4 separate regions of the Homo sapiens genome follow, and all the other regions are linked to region 1. The links are chromatin loops, found by intact Hi-C in ENCODE. Cell type or tissue: dorsolateral prefrontal cortex. All regions are shown on one strand. Links, peaks and the distances in the headings refer to the core of each region. The heading gives the core; the rest is flanking DNA.

Region 1 (3,431 bases), core at 292-2,791:
GGAGTTCTGGTGCACACCACTATACCCAAAAAATTTTTGTCTTTTCACAGAGATGGGGTTTTGCCATGTTGCCTAGGCTGGTCTCAAGTAGTCCGCCCACCTCGGCCTTCCAAAGTGCTGGGATTGCAGGCGTGGGCCATGGTGCCCAGCCCACAGTCTAACTTCAGATGCTGGTGGGAAACTGTTTGGAGTACAAGCAAAGATAGGCCAAGGTAGCAAGAAAAGACAGCTATGTTAAAGCCTCATGTTTCCCAGGTTGTCTTTGCCTTCCTCTTCTTTTGAACAGCCAAGAACTGTTCATTTTTCTACAGAGAAACACAAAGCATATGTGCACATTTTTAATCTACTTACACATCCCAAAGTACAGACTACGTCCTTCTCACAGATCTATTTCTAGTCTCTTCAGCCTTCAGCAACAGAAGCCAAATAACACCATAGGGCCAGCCCTTCCGGCTGTCTTCTCTAATTGTTTATTCTAATTATGCAAGATGTTGAAACCTTCTGGGAACAGTTTATATTTGTTAATGAATCTACTGGTTAATCCAGTATCAGAAGGGGGAGCCCAAGAGCTTCCTAACTTTCTAAACTATAATTGGCAAATGCCATTTTTTATGGATAGTGGGAAGAGTTAGTCTCTGAAGCCTGATGCCAAAAACAGATAGATGTTGGTTTCTGGGCTATGAGCAGGAGCAAATAAGAGCTGAGCCAACACTGGCAGCATCTTCCTAAAGATAAAGAACATCGCCATCTGGTGGGATGCAATATAGCCACAGCACCATTGCTTCCAAATTAGAGCGTCCCCACTGGTCCTCAACACAGCAGACGGACGGAGAGCCTGCCACCACCAGCTGGTCTGCCTTCCCAACAGGCTGGCCTAATGCAGCTTTTAAGGCTTTGTTTTTATAAAGCTGTCAGGAGGGACGTATCAGATGGAGAAAGTCCAAGCCTTCAGGAATAGCGGTCAGTAGCAGGGCAGGAGCACTCGTGATTTAGTGGGAAGGAAGGGGAGAGCCACGATGCTTAAGTGTGCTGTTGGGTTGTAGGTGCCCTGAGCTACCTACTCCTGTAGTTGACTATCAATTGAGATGGTGTGAAAAGAGAATTTTCAATTCTCCTTATCCCACAATTTAAATCCAATTTCCTGATTTGTAACAGTATATTTATTGGGATTTTCTCATATTTTATATTAAATACATGTTTTGTATAAATGAATACATGAATGACAGAAACAATTTCTTTATACTATTTTTCCTTTTTAAATAGTTCTTGGGCTCCCTCTGCTGGCATTTTATTTAAGAAAGAGCAATTTATGTTAAATCTGCTCTCATTCTGTGGGGTTAGCTGTTAGCAGTTGCTCTTTCATAACGAATGAAAATCATTTTAATAGTGATATGCAAATACCAAAAGACAGGATTATCTGATATTTAAAATGGAGAAAGAATTATATCAGTTACAATAAAATTATATAATACATCCTAGATCTATTGCATTTTCTATTTTGAATATCACACAATTTGTTTAAATCACTTCAAAGAGCTAAATTCTATCTTAGATTCACCAAATAATGTACTCTCTCTAAAGCCTAGTTAGTTCCAACTACCCAGATTTTAAAAGCACTAACTTTCTCGTCTCTTGACAGTGTAAGTTACACAATACCATTACTAAACTATTACTTTCTTTTTTTTTTTTTTTTTTGAGATGGAGTCTCGCTCTGTCGGCCAGGCTGGAGCACAATGGCGTGATCTTGACTCACTGCAAGCTCCACCTCCCAAGTTCATGGCATTCTCCTGCCTCAGCCTCCCAAGCAGCTGGGACTACAGGCACACAACTGGCTAGTTTTTTGTATTTTTAGTAAAGATGGGGTTTCACCGTGTTAGCCAGGGTGGTCTCGATCTCCTGACCTCATGATCCACCCGCCTTGGCCTCCCAAAGTATTGGGATTACAAAGTGAGCCACTGCGCCCGGCCTAAACTATTACTTTCTAAAGCTCCATTCGAAACACCGAAAAATGATCAAATAAGGATTACTTAATTTCATTTTTTTCCACTGAGAAAAGGCAGTGTGATCAAATTAAGTGTGTAAGCTCTTCAGTAACTTCTATTTTTTTTTCCAGATCTCTATTTTTCACAGCAATTTCACTCACTTTTTAAGTCTTCCTTACTCAGTCTTACATTTAGTAAGTGGAGTGAGGCTCATTCTTCAATAACCAAAATTCTGAGTTCCATTTATCCCTTATACAAGGTTGCATAAGCAAAATAAATAGTATAATTTCCTAATTTTTAAAACACCTTGCATGATACCAATCTGATCCTATAAAAAGCATAGGAAATGCATATCAGCTCAGCATCTTGAGGTTTCCCACAAGATCAAACTTCCCAAGGGTAAATCAGACCAGGTCCTGACAAAAAAGCACTTCCTAGAAGCACACAAACCAGATGCAGAAGCAGCGAGGCAAGGTTTGCCATACCATTCCAATATGCTTTTTTAGAATAAGGGGAGATTGTTGATCCTCTCATTACTACTATTACAATATTCCTAAAAGAAAAATAAAATCTACTATCTGTAAGTGCTACAGATTGATAAATGTTTTAACCTAAAAAGCAGTTAAAATTGTAGAACAGACCGGACGTGGTGGCTCACACCTGTAATTCCAGCACTTTGGGAGGCCGAGGTGGGTAGATCACAAGCTCAGGAATTCAAGACCAGCCTGGTCAACATGGTGAAACCCTATCTCTACTAAAAATACAAAAACTTAGCTGTGCATGGCATGCCTGTAATCCTGGCTACTCGGGAGGCTGAAGCAGGAGAATTGCTTGAACTGGGACCTGGGAGGCAGAGGTTGCAGTGGGCCAAGATCGCACCAGTGCACTCCAGCCTGAGGTACAAAGCAAGACTCTATCTCAAAAAAAAACAAACAAAAAACAAACAAACAAAAAAACTGTAGAACAGCTGGAAAGAACTGTTCTCACGAAGGGAAAAAAACAAATAAAAGAAAATCACAAAAAGTGCCAGTCCTACCTCCCCAACTGTGTTTCTTTATGTAGCTATTCATATTAATGGAAACAGGTGGTTGTGACTCCAAAATACAAACGTCACTTCTTCCTCCCAGAATATGAACAACCCACCCAAAATTCTGCTGCTGCCGCCAAATACAGTCCCCAAAAGATCAGAAAAACAAACAATCGTAGCTAAAAGTAAGTAATTGTCTATTGCTTATATTATTAAAACAATTTTGGTGGGTTTCTAAATCACATAGATTAGAAACAAAAACAAAAAAAGTTAAATGTAAACAAAATTAGCAATCATGTTAACTTAAATGTAAACAAAATTAGCAATCATTGATAGGGTAAGGAGCTTGTGCCAGAAAGTAAAATTAAGTGTCATATTATCTAGCAGTATGTTGGTGGGGTATGCCTACATACTTGGATTTA
Region 2 (3,431 bases), core at 403-2,902, 360 kb before region 1:
GGAAGCCCAGAAACAGCCCCGCCTGAAAACACAGGCATGAGGGCCCTCCAGTAGAGGTGACAGGTGGTCCTCGTTGCTGGGGAGTGGGAAGACCGTGAGCCTCTGTGTGAGACCCAGAGCAGGCAAAGCCATCTATGCAGCAGATGGCTTCTGGAGACCAGGTTTCTCTCTAAGTGTACTTCTCTGAAGATAATGCCTTTCAAACAGATAATCCAACACTTACCAGTATAGTAAGACATAGGCTTGAAAAAAATGGTTTGAATTCTCCTTTTTATTTTAAGAACTTGTGGTGGAGGAAAATGTTGTGAATCACCTTTTGAGATTTTAGGGTTAATATTAAGTAACTGTTTCTATAAGCAACAGATTGCAAAAGTTCCAGGCTCTACAATTCTGCACATCACAGCCACTTGGATAGGGATGGGGAGGGTTGTACAAATACAGTGTCCTGGGACCCTGTTCCTGGAGTTACAATTCAGTAGGCCTGGGGTGGGTTTCAGGAATATGTACAGTATTTTTAATAGAATCCCCAGGTAATTCCAACATGCAGGTGGGTTTAGGAGCCATTTTTATAGACATTTGCTCAAAATTGGCAGTCTCATCTATAAGGAAACCTATTTCCCCCTGTAATTGCTCATTGTAACTAACTCATTTTTATGGGCTTGTTTTCCAAACCACATTTTCTAATTCTTAGTGAATCATATAACTTCTAAGTCACATCATTACTTTGGGGCTTACCAGGCCTAATTTTTAAGTTATTATTAACATTATATAGCTGAACCCATATTCATAGTATTAACATGCTAAATTGGACCTAGCAGAAAGCATTTCACGAAGTCTCATGCTTAAACTATCACCATTAAGAAGGAAGGCCCAAGAAAAAACCTGCCCATGTGGTGTTATTAAAGCCTTGCTAATAGCCAGCATTTGCCCAAAACACAAAGCTCTTCTTCATCCTCCCCAACCAGAAGTGATCCCACTGGATTTTGAATTCCCATAATGTTCCATGATTCCATCCTTAAGGAACAAATTGATTTGTGTCTTGTATTTTGCCATCTCTCATGTGCAAGGGCTTTCTGGCTTGTCTTTGATAGCTACCATCTTGGTATTTACATCTGGTATGTGCTCAGTATATATAAACATATGCTTAAAGTATAAATGTATAATGTTTTTACTTCCTAGACATAGATAAAAACATCATTAATCATTTCCCCTAAATTATAAAGGAAAGCTCAATTTCATTTTCATCTGTTTTGCCAGAACTCCCAAATTTTATTCTTATCTTTTCAATTGACATTTCAAGAATGGCATGCATTTTCATTTTTTCAGTAAGGATTTATGTGTTTATTTTGTGATACATAAGTTTTTTATCTGAGATCCTGAACTTCTACCTAGCCCCTTATCCTGGCCACCATGCCCCTCCCCTGCCAGGTCCCCGAGGACTCCAGAGAGCACCCAGGGCCCTCCAGGCAGACACTTCTACCTTAGTGTCGGGTCCAGGGTTGAGTCACACCCAGACTCAGGGTACCTTACGAGACTTGCTCCTTGCCCCGTTTCTCCAGGTCGCATCCTCATTCCTACAGGAGCTCCAGGACCAGGGAGCTCTGAGCCACCCAAGGTGGAGCTGGGCAAGATGGCACCCAAGAGAAGAGAGAAGTAGGGTCAGGGAGAGAGCTTGTAACCTCTGTCTCACCCCACGAACTGCCCACTCCCTTCTAGATGTGTTCAGAATCCTCCATCCCACACCTCCTCTGTGGATCTCTCTCTTCGGTCTCCCCCTGGAGGTCAGAGTGTGTCATGACCAACAACTTTGTGGCCATGGATGCAGCTGCCGTTTAATTTTTACTAACAACAAAAATGGATTGAGTACTATTAACACACTCGAACAAATACCCCATAACTCCTTAATATCATCTAATACCAGTCCGTGCTCAGTTTTCCCAGTGGTCTTAAAATTGTTCTTTTACAGTTAGTTGGTTTGGATAAGGATGCAAACCAGGTCCAACTACTGCATTTGGTTAATGTGCCCCTGAAATCTCTTTAATACTTAACAGTTTCCTGCACCTTCCCCGTTTTCTGAAATTCATTTTCTTGTTAGGTTCTTGCATGTTAGAGAATTTAAGATGAAATAATACAATGTGTGGTGTTTACTCCAACCACTACAGTGTTGGTGAGTATTTTCAAAGCAGCACAATATTAGTCATTGCTAAGCTTTTTTCACCTCGTGTATATTTAAAATCCTCCAAAATAAAAATTTTTTTAAAATAAACAAATTAAATTAATGGCTCAGGACCTTGTCCAAAAGTCTCTTATGATTTAAACAGAAAAAAATATTGCTAAAGAAAGTTAAATTTTTTTCAGGGAAAAACTGGTAGATTCTCTTACTCTGCTGTGTACTTAACAATAAATATTTTGTGTGGATTTGTTTTGCCTCTGATATTGGAAGTTCACAGAGCTCCCAACTTCTAAACTCCACCTATAGTATTTTATGGCATGTGTTGTTGTTAAGACTGAATTAAATCTGAGTTATTTTTTAACTAGTAGAATATGTAGATAGGTTAAATATCTATCACGAGCTAGGATTTATTTTCATTGGCAAATATTTTTGTCACTGTTTTGAACCATTCAGAAAGCAGAGGTTTTAGTAAATTAAATTGAAACATTTAGATCGATGTGGGATAATAATTTTTTCTCTACATTATCTATTTGTTCAAATAACAGCATTAATTAAAGCAGTTAATTAAATCACTTGCTTTGGTTGCGTTTGCTATGCCTGCACCCTGCAGACACGCACAGCACACACAAAATCAGCTAGAAAATAACTAGCGATCGCCTAGCAGGCCGACATGTATCTACTGCCCAGAAGGGTAAGCACCATGAAAAGTTTTATGTTTCTTTTATCATGTTCACAATAAATGGGCAATGTGACCCTCTTTATTTGAAGGATAAGGATGTTTAGACCTAATTTTGTAGCTGTCCTCCTGAAGCATGGAATGAAACACAATACCTTTTACTTATTTCCCTGGATACCCTAATCCCTCCCTGCTTTACAAGTATCTTTGAGCTGTTCCTCCCTTTGTATCCACAGCAACGTGAAATCCCCACTGGAATTATTTGCTGTGAAAATGCAGGTGCCCTTGTTTAATGTTTCATTGGCTTGAGCACTTAACTTGAAACTTTTTTTTTTTTTCATGATATGGTGACCTTTGATTTTGGAGCTGAGGGCTCACGGTGATGTTAGATATTGTTTATATACATTAAGCCAACACCATTAGATCTGAGCTTTATCTGTGGTTCTGCTGTTCCTGCCATTTCATCAAATGCATGCCCAAATGCAAGCTGTACTCCGTGACCCACTGTTCTATTTGAAGGAACTTTTTGAATATTCATAGGCAATCAAATTAAAAATCAGTCTATTAGACTTATGTATTATA
Region 3 (3,431 bases), core at 655-3,154, 230 kb after region 1:
GTGGGTTGCTTGATCCGAGGTGGTGGTGAGTAAGCGGAGCTCCATGTTGGTGGATCAAATATTATAAGATGGATTGTGGTGCTGGCCAACACTCTACAGGCAGGGAAGCAGAATGTGTGTTGCCTCCAAGCAAGATGAATTGCTCCCCCTTCCAGAGTGAAGGGATCCAGTGTCATCAACTCGCCACCAACTCTTTCATCGGTCACTTTGAAAGATTAGGGGTTTGACTTTGGTTTCTGTGGCTCGCAAATTGGCCCTTTGGCTGTGGCAGTGGCTCAGCCTTGGCGAGTTGGAGCTCTTCTGTCTGGCACATGCAGAGCCTCCACCCCTGCCACCATGGCCTTTCCCTTTGTGAGCCCGTTGTGCCAGCACTGGGACAACCGATGGCAGAGGCTAGAACAGACAGCAGCTGACCGAGCCGTTCTCTCTCCTTGGCTGTGTCAAGCCTTTTCTGGGTTGTTTGCTCTCTGGCGGATATTAACATCTGTGCCAGGATCTTCACTGGGTGCCAACTTCCATAGACACAGTCACATGTCTCTTCCCCTCCGTGTTCTCAACCTTCCTCCTTCCAGGCCCTGACGAGCCCATCAAATCACACAAGACTGCCCAGGAGCCAATGTGGAGTCTGATTTCAGGATACTTCTCTTTCTACACTGCCTGAAGCCCTGCCCACTGCGAGAGCTTCCCCATTACCGCCGTCTCTCATGACCACCCTGAATGAGGCGGCCAGAGTACATCTGCAGCCAGTTTTTATTTTGTGCCCACATTTCAAGCTCACTCACCCCTGCACCAAGCTTAACCTTTCCCCTCCTCTGTCAGGTGATCACAAGGGACTCTCCCATGTGCCTCTGAGTGCGATCTGAGGGAAGGGCGCTGGTGTGGGGGTGATGGCACATGGGAGCGTGGGTCACAGCTCCATCACCAAATCGTTCCTCTCCTCATGTTCCTGCCCCTCGTTTATGTTGTGACTTGACCCTGGTTCTTGCTCTGGAATCCAGGAGGGAGGTGGGGACACAGCCTAGGGCAGGGATGTGCATGTTGTCTGGCAAGATAAAGGCTCAAGTGATCCCACAGGGAGCTCTGGAGCTAGGATGTCCCTTTGGCATCATCCTGAATTGAGGTGAGAGGACTGGCCCTTTTCCCTCCATATTGTCCAGACATTGGCTGCAAGCTGCCTCCCGAGAGAGTCACCACAACCTTGGCCAGGGTAGTCAATGCCCAGAGAAGCTCTCAGCTGTGAGCTGTGAGCAATGGCTCTCCCAGCAGCTGGGGGTGTGAGTGCCTCGCTCCAGAAGGGAGATCTAACTCTAGAATTCACCCAGCGCTCTGCTCTGTTCAGCCGCCAATAATACAGAGAAGATTCTACAGGCCTCCAGAGAGAAAAAAGAGGACTTAGAAAAAAATAAAATTAGAAAACAACATTTTATTTTTAAAAAAATTCCTTCCTTTTGTAAATGTTTGCTAAAATCATCCCTTAATCAGTTAAGGGATCAATTCAAAGACTACTGGTTGAGGTAGTACTAATTCTACTGTGTCAAAAACAACTCGCTTTACTAAAGTAAGCCTTGTAGGGGTAGGATTTGGGGTTGTCCTGTACAACTAACTGCTACCTGGAGTCCTCTACTTCCCCTCAAAGGAGAAAAAATAAGAACGAGAAAAAGAGCAGAGGCGGTACAGAGGAAGGATCACTCTGAAATGAGCAGAGGAACGCGTGGACCATGCAAGACTGTGGGGCTCCCCGTGGATCGCCCCGAAGTGCTCTGAATACCAAGCAATTCTTCAAAGTCTTATCACAAGACAGTGACCATCATGTATAGACAGCTTACATTTGTTGAGTAGGAAAGTGTCCCAGGGCCTGCTCCCTGCTCTGCCACACGTGGAGGCCCAGGGCTGGGGCTGTGTTCTGTGGGAGAAATCCGCGGGGTCGAGCTGGTGGGGAGACGCCTGGTAGGGCGAGGCGTTTGGTTTACTCTTGTGACTTTGGTCAACGCTCTGCAGGTTTGGCCGGCTCTTCTCTAGCGCCCTCTGCTGGAAAACGTCAGGAACTCTGTATTGAAAATACGTAATGAATATTTTTCAGTTTTTGGGCTTTTCTAGTGGGGAATTCCAGGTGCTCTCTCCAAAGCCCAGAGCCTCCCCAAGAGGAGCAGCTTTTACGAGACATTCTAGAAGGCAGAGAGGAGAATTCTGCTTCAGTCTGGTCTGAGAGGGGCCTGGGAGCCTCTCTGGTGGGTAAGAACCCAACTCTGGCACTGTCCCCCGCTGAGACTGTGAGCTGCGAGGGAGGCCGGGGTGCAGGCCTGCCTCCAGCGTGATTAGCTGTCTCAGGGGACAAATTCATCCCCAAGTACACCGTGAGGGGTTTCTGCCTCTCTTCCCATCTTGCTTTGAGGGTGGTAACAAGATTTATTCTTGAAATTGAAGGGGCTAAGTATTTTATACCAAACCTATAATTTGTTTTATTATTTTTTGAGACAGGGTCTCACTCTGTTGCCTAGGCTGGAGTGCAGCACTCACTGCATGCTCTATCGTGGCCTCGACCTCCCAGGCTCTGGTGATTCTTCCATCTCAGACTCCCAAGTAGCTGGGACTGCAGGCGCCCACCACTATGCCCCACTAATTTTTGTATTTTTATTTTATTTTTTGAGACAGAGTCTCACTCTGTCACCCAGGCTGGAGTGCAGCGGTGCAATCTTGGCTCACTGCAACCTCCGCCTCCCGGGTTCCAGCGATTCTCCTGCCTCAGCCTCCCAAGTAGCTAGAATTACAGGCACACACCACCATAGCCAAATAATTTTTGTATTTTCAGTAGAGCTAGGGTTTCACCATGTTGGCCAGGCTGGTCTCAAACTCCTGATCTCAGGTGATCCGACCGCCTCAGCCTCCCAAAATGCTGGGATTACAGGCATGAGCCACGGCGCCTGGCCATATTTTTGTAGTTTTAGTAGAGACGAGGTTTTGCCATGTTGGCCAGGTCTTGAACTCCCGGCCTCAAGTGATCCTTCCATCTTGGCCTCCCAAAGTGCTGAGATTACAGAAATGAACCACCGCGCCCGGCCTAGAATTTATTTTTATATCGGTCTTCCCAAGTGACAAGTGCTGTTCTATAGAACGCTCACTTGAAATTATGCACAGGGAACTTTTTGCTCAAAACAAAAGATCCCCATGTTCAAATACGACTCCTATGGAATGTGCTTGCGTGCCTCCTCTGGAGACTGTAAGCTTCAGGTGGAAGCTTGGAACTTAGGATTTCATTATTCTGTGGACGCAGGGATCGGTGGATGGATAGGAGGACAAACAAATGACACATTCCTTTTTTTTCTTTTTGCTCATTGTATTTTTTTAAAAAACATTTTAAGTCTACTGTACATACAGAAATATGAACAAATAATAATTGTATAGCTTGATGACGTTTCTCAAACTCACCTCTG
Region 4 (3,431 bases), core at 343-2,842, 230 kb before region 1:
TATAGCAGATGTTAACTGTGGAGTCCAGGTGCAGGTGTGCAGGTGTTCAGTGGACAATTCTTCAACTTGTCTCTGAAAATTTTTATAATGAAATGTTAGGAAAATCTCTACTACACTGTACCTATGTGCAGCATAAGATTCTCAGCTTCAAACAACTTTATTCTTTCTGAGCCCTACCTTTTTAAATATATCAATAAAATTTGACTTGATTGTGAATTTATTCTAAGGTTTTAAAATCCCACTTCTTGGGAATTATAAGCAAGAAAACTTTTCATATAGGACCTTTCAAGTAAAAAGGTTTAATCACTCCTTTTTTTTATTTTTAAATTTTTTTATTTTTAAAACAGAGGCAGGGCGTGGTGGCTCATGCCTGTAATCCCAGCACTTTGGGAGGCCGAGGTGGGCAGATCACCTGAGGTCGGGAGTTCAAGACCAGCCTGACCAACATGGAGAGACCCTGTCCCTACTAAATATACAAAATTAGCCAGGCATGGTGGGCCATGCCTGTAGTCCCAGCTACTTGGGAGGCTGAGGCAGGAGAATAGTTTGAACCTGGTAGGCGGAGGTTGCAGTGAGCCGAGATCATGCCATTGCACTCCAGCCTGGGCAACAACAGCGAAATTCCGTCTCAAAAAGCAAAAAACAAAACAACAACAACAACAAAACAAGTATGATCTACAGATGATTTTTATCTGAAAATGAAGGGCTTGAAATGACTAACCTGGATGACTCTTGAGGACATTATGCTAAGTGATATAAGCCAGTCACAAAAAAAAGTACTACAGGGTTCCACTCATATGAGATGCCTGCGTAGTCACATTCATAGAGACAGAGGTGGTTTCCAGGGCCTGGAGGATGGGAGGGTACGGAGCTGGTGTTTAATGGAGACAGCGTTTCAGCTGACGAAGATGAGAAAGTCCTGGAGATGGACAGTGGTGAGGGTTACACAGCAATGTGAATGTACTTCATGCCACTGAACTGTACACCTAAAAATTATTAAAATAAGACATGTTGTGTATACTTTGCCACAATTAAAAATAAATTTTCAAAAGCTAGAAAAAAAATGACCATCCTTGCAGAGCTGACTACTGTTGTTTTCATTCTCATGAAACTGCCGTTACAACTGTGCAGGGTCCAATTAATTTCTGTATCTGGCCTCTTACTGTGTTTTACAGGAGGAAGATCTTCCTTCCATAGAGCAGTTAGCCCATCAAATAGAAGATGAGGAAATCAACCCGACTGAGAAGCCCAGGCAATACCTCAAAAGAGTTTTTGAGGAATCCATCTACAAAACCCTGGTGGAGAGAAGCACTCTTGACTACCTGCACTATAACCGCTACCACCTGCCCATGTACGCGTGGCCAGGCATCGTTTAGTTGTAGGCAGGGTCTCCCCTTTATGGTTTTCATTTATTTAGTTCCTGGAAACGCGCTCTGTAGAAATAGAAAAGTTCTCTGCAGCCTGGTTTGACAGCGAAGCCAGCCCCTGGTGGTTTTGTTCATTCCTTTCCTTCCCTGACTTATGCCTGTAGTTTTCTATCATCCCAGTAGGTGGCACACGGCCGTGTGCCTCTCTTCTGGGGCAGGCTCGCTTTACAAATCCCAGGCATGTTCCTGTGCAGAATAATCCATTTCAGCAATAAAATGAGATCATAGTGTGTAAAACTTGTTTTTACCTTGGGTGTGATTCTGTTTGATTTCCTGGAAACTTCCGCTGCCAGTCTTGTTAGTTCTTCACATGTTTACCCAGCAGTACTTGTGGGTGATAAAAAAGAAAATGTGCCCAGAATGGAAAATTAGTAAACAGATGATGAGAAATTAAATCTGCAGTCCAACATAAGAAGCAGTGATTGTGTAGGAAAGCTTACATGACCTTTGGAAAGGAGGAGGCTGTATTTCTGTTTCAAATTGCAGATGAGGAGCATAAAGTCACAGAAAAGTTGGGTGCTCAAGGGGTTCACACATAGGTTTTAGATTAGAACGTGGTAACGTGGTAATGGGAAGTTCATCAAAGTTCATTTTCTTTGATCCTTAGCACTGTTGCTTTGCATTGAGGGGGGCGGGGTGAAGGGGTCCCTAGTACATGTCAACTCTAATGTGGATCAGAAACCCTTTTTCTTATAAATAAAGCAAATTAATTGCCCACTAGTAACTAACTGCATGGATTCAGGAATGAGGGGGAACAACACATAAGATTGTGCTCATTTATTGGGTCTCTCAGTAGACAGTGTGACACAATTTTTCACAGCAGGGCTTAAAACTGGTTTTTGTGAACAATTCCAGTTTTTTCTTCATGTGTTGTATTTTATGTAAATGTTGAGCAAAAGTTGGCACAAGATAAGGGATACACAACTATTAGAAGGAAAGTCAGAGCTGGCATTACAGCACTGTGTACACATTATCAAACTCTCTGCTGCAAACTGCCAACTTGTTGGAACTGCAAAGTTATTTGATATTGATATTTCTGCAAAATAAAATTGTTCCAGAATACTGGACTCTTGATTTTCCCAAGGCAGGCAAAAGCAAGCAATAAATGCTCCTAATTCCTTCACATGCACGTTTTCCGCAAATGCATGGGTCACTGGGGGGAGGGTCCAGCATTGGCCATATGGTACACACTGTGTCACTTGAATGGGGAACAATTGCTACTGGTCCACTCTTCAGAATTCAGACCCAGCACACGTGGAACCATATTTCAGGGGCTGGTGAATGAGTCAGCTCAAGCAACTCTCCTCCCCTGTCCCATTCCCCTGAAAGGACCTGGGTCAAACTCATAAGCAAAAGGAGTAAGTTTCTGTGACAGGTCCTGGGACCCCTGGATGCAGATTAACAGAACAATCTCGGAGGATCAACAGTTATGACTTCTGTGACCAAGTATTAGCATTAAAAAGCCTCCAGTCACATAAAAGTGACCCCAAATGACAATGTCAACCTTAATACCAAATCATGCATAAATGTGACAGTAAGTTTTCCTTTGCTGCCTTTTGAAAAAGGAGTGTTAGTGCTCCATAAGTATCACAGCAGACTTGAAAATATCTAGAATATATTTTAGTGTACAAAGTATATTGGGTGACATTATTTTAATCCTTATCTCACACTTCGAAAGTGGGTAATTTACAAGCTATTTAGCATAGATGCTAAATAATTTCCTGAATCTAAGAATCTTAGCATATCTGTTCAGACTTGAAAACTTTATCACTGAACAAGTTGCCTAAGAATAAAAGAGGAATTCAAGAGTTGTTGGTTATAACTTGCAATTGACTATTCTAAGGGCTTTGGGAAAATAACGGTGAAGATAAAGCCTGGCTTTTAAAAGGAAGGGCTTGAAACAGACCAATATTTGGACTTGGCTTGCACAAGGCATGAATTCCGTAAGTGGATTGAATGCTTGGCGTCTCTACATATTTCAGCACTTGCTGCTGAGCTGGGGAC

The links. Hi-C counts contacts between places; a loop is a spot of excess contacts. Peaks named below come from ENCODE experiments on the same cell type or tissue, not always from the same donor. Only the 100,000 strongest peaks of a DNase experiment are listed, where the experiment ranks them.
Region 2: a loop joins it to region 1, with 2.8 times the contacts of the local background. A loop is called at or near these places in 2 of 110 quality-filtered maps.
Region 3: it touches region 1 in a loop (7-fold over the local background); 29 of 110 quality-filtered maps call a loop at or near these places.
Region 4: a loop joins it to region 1, with 4 times the contacts of the local background. A loop is called at or near these places in 10 of 110 quality-filtered maps.

The regions. Positions count from the first base shown.
Region 1 is chr20:20,593,052-20,596,482 of GRCh38, forward strand. All of the region lies in intron 16 of RALGAPA2 (Ral GTPase activating protein catalytic subunit alpha 2), which reads right to left. Among named protein-coding and RNA genes, the nearest start is that of RALGAPA2, 120 kb to the right of the region's middle. In dorsolateral prefrontal cortex, for the core only: CTCF peaks have their summits at 534 (motif pointing right), 755 (motif pointing left) and 1,290 (motif pointing left); a DNase peak (open chromatin) is centred at 820; H3K4me3 peaks cover 423 bases; H3K27ac peaks cover 919 bases.
Region 2 is chr20:20,235,784-20,239,214 of GRCh38, forward strand. All of the region lies in intron 18 of CFAP61 (cilia and flagella associated protein 61), which reads left to right. Among named protein-coding and RNA genes, the nearest start is that of CFAP61-AS1, 30 kb to the right of the region's middle. In dorsolateral prefrontal cortex, for the core only: a CTCF peak has its summit at 1,787 (motif pointing left); a DNase peak (open chromatin) is centred at 1,766.
Region 3 is chr20:20,823,140-20,826,570 of GRCh38, forward strand. No RefSeq gene overlaps it. Among named protein-coding and RNA genes, the nearest start is that of RALGAPA2, 110 kb to the left of the region's middle. In dorsolateral prefrontal cortex, for the core only: CTCF peaks have their summits at 2,025 (motif pointing left) and 2,228; a DNase peak (open chromatin) is centred at 2,002; H3K4me3 peaks cover 368 bases.
Region 4 is chr20:20,359,035-20,362,465 of GRCh38, forward strand. It overlaps CFAP61 (cilia and flagella associated protein 61), which reads left to right. Exons shown (of 27, transcript NM_015585.4): 27 at 1,176-1,664. The coding sequence ends at 1,376. Among named protein-coding and RNA genes, the nearest start is that of INSM1, 7.4 kb to the right of the region's middle. RefSeq lists an enhancer at 1,411-1,705 and a silencer at 1,411-1,705. In dorsolateral prefrontal cortex, for the core only: CTCF peaks have their summits at 1,541 (motif pointing right) and 1,741; a DNase peak (open chromatin) is centred at 1,522.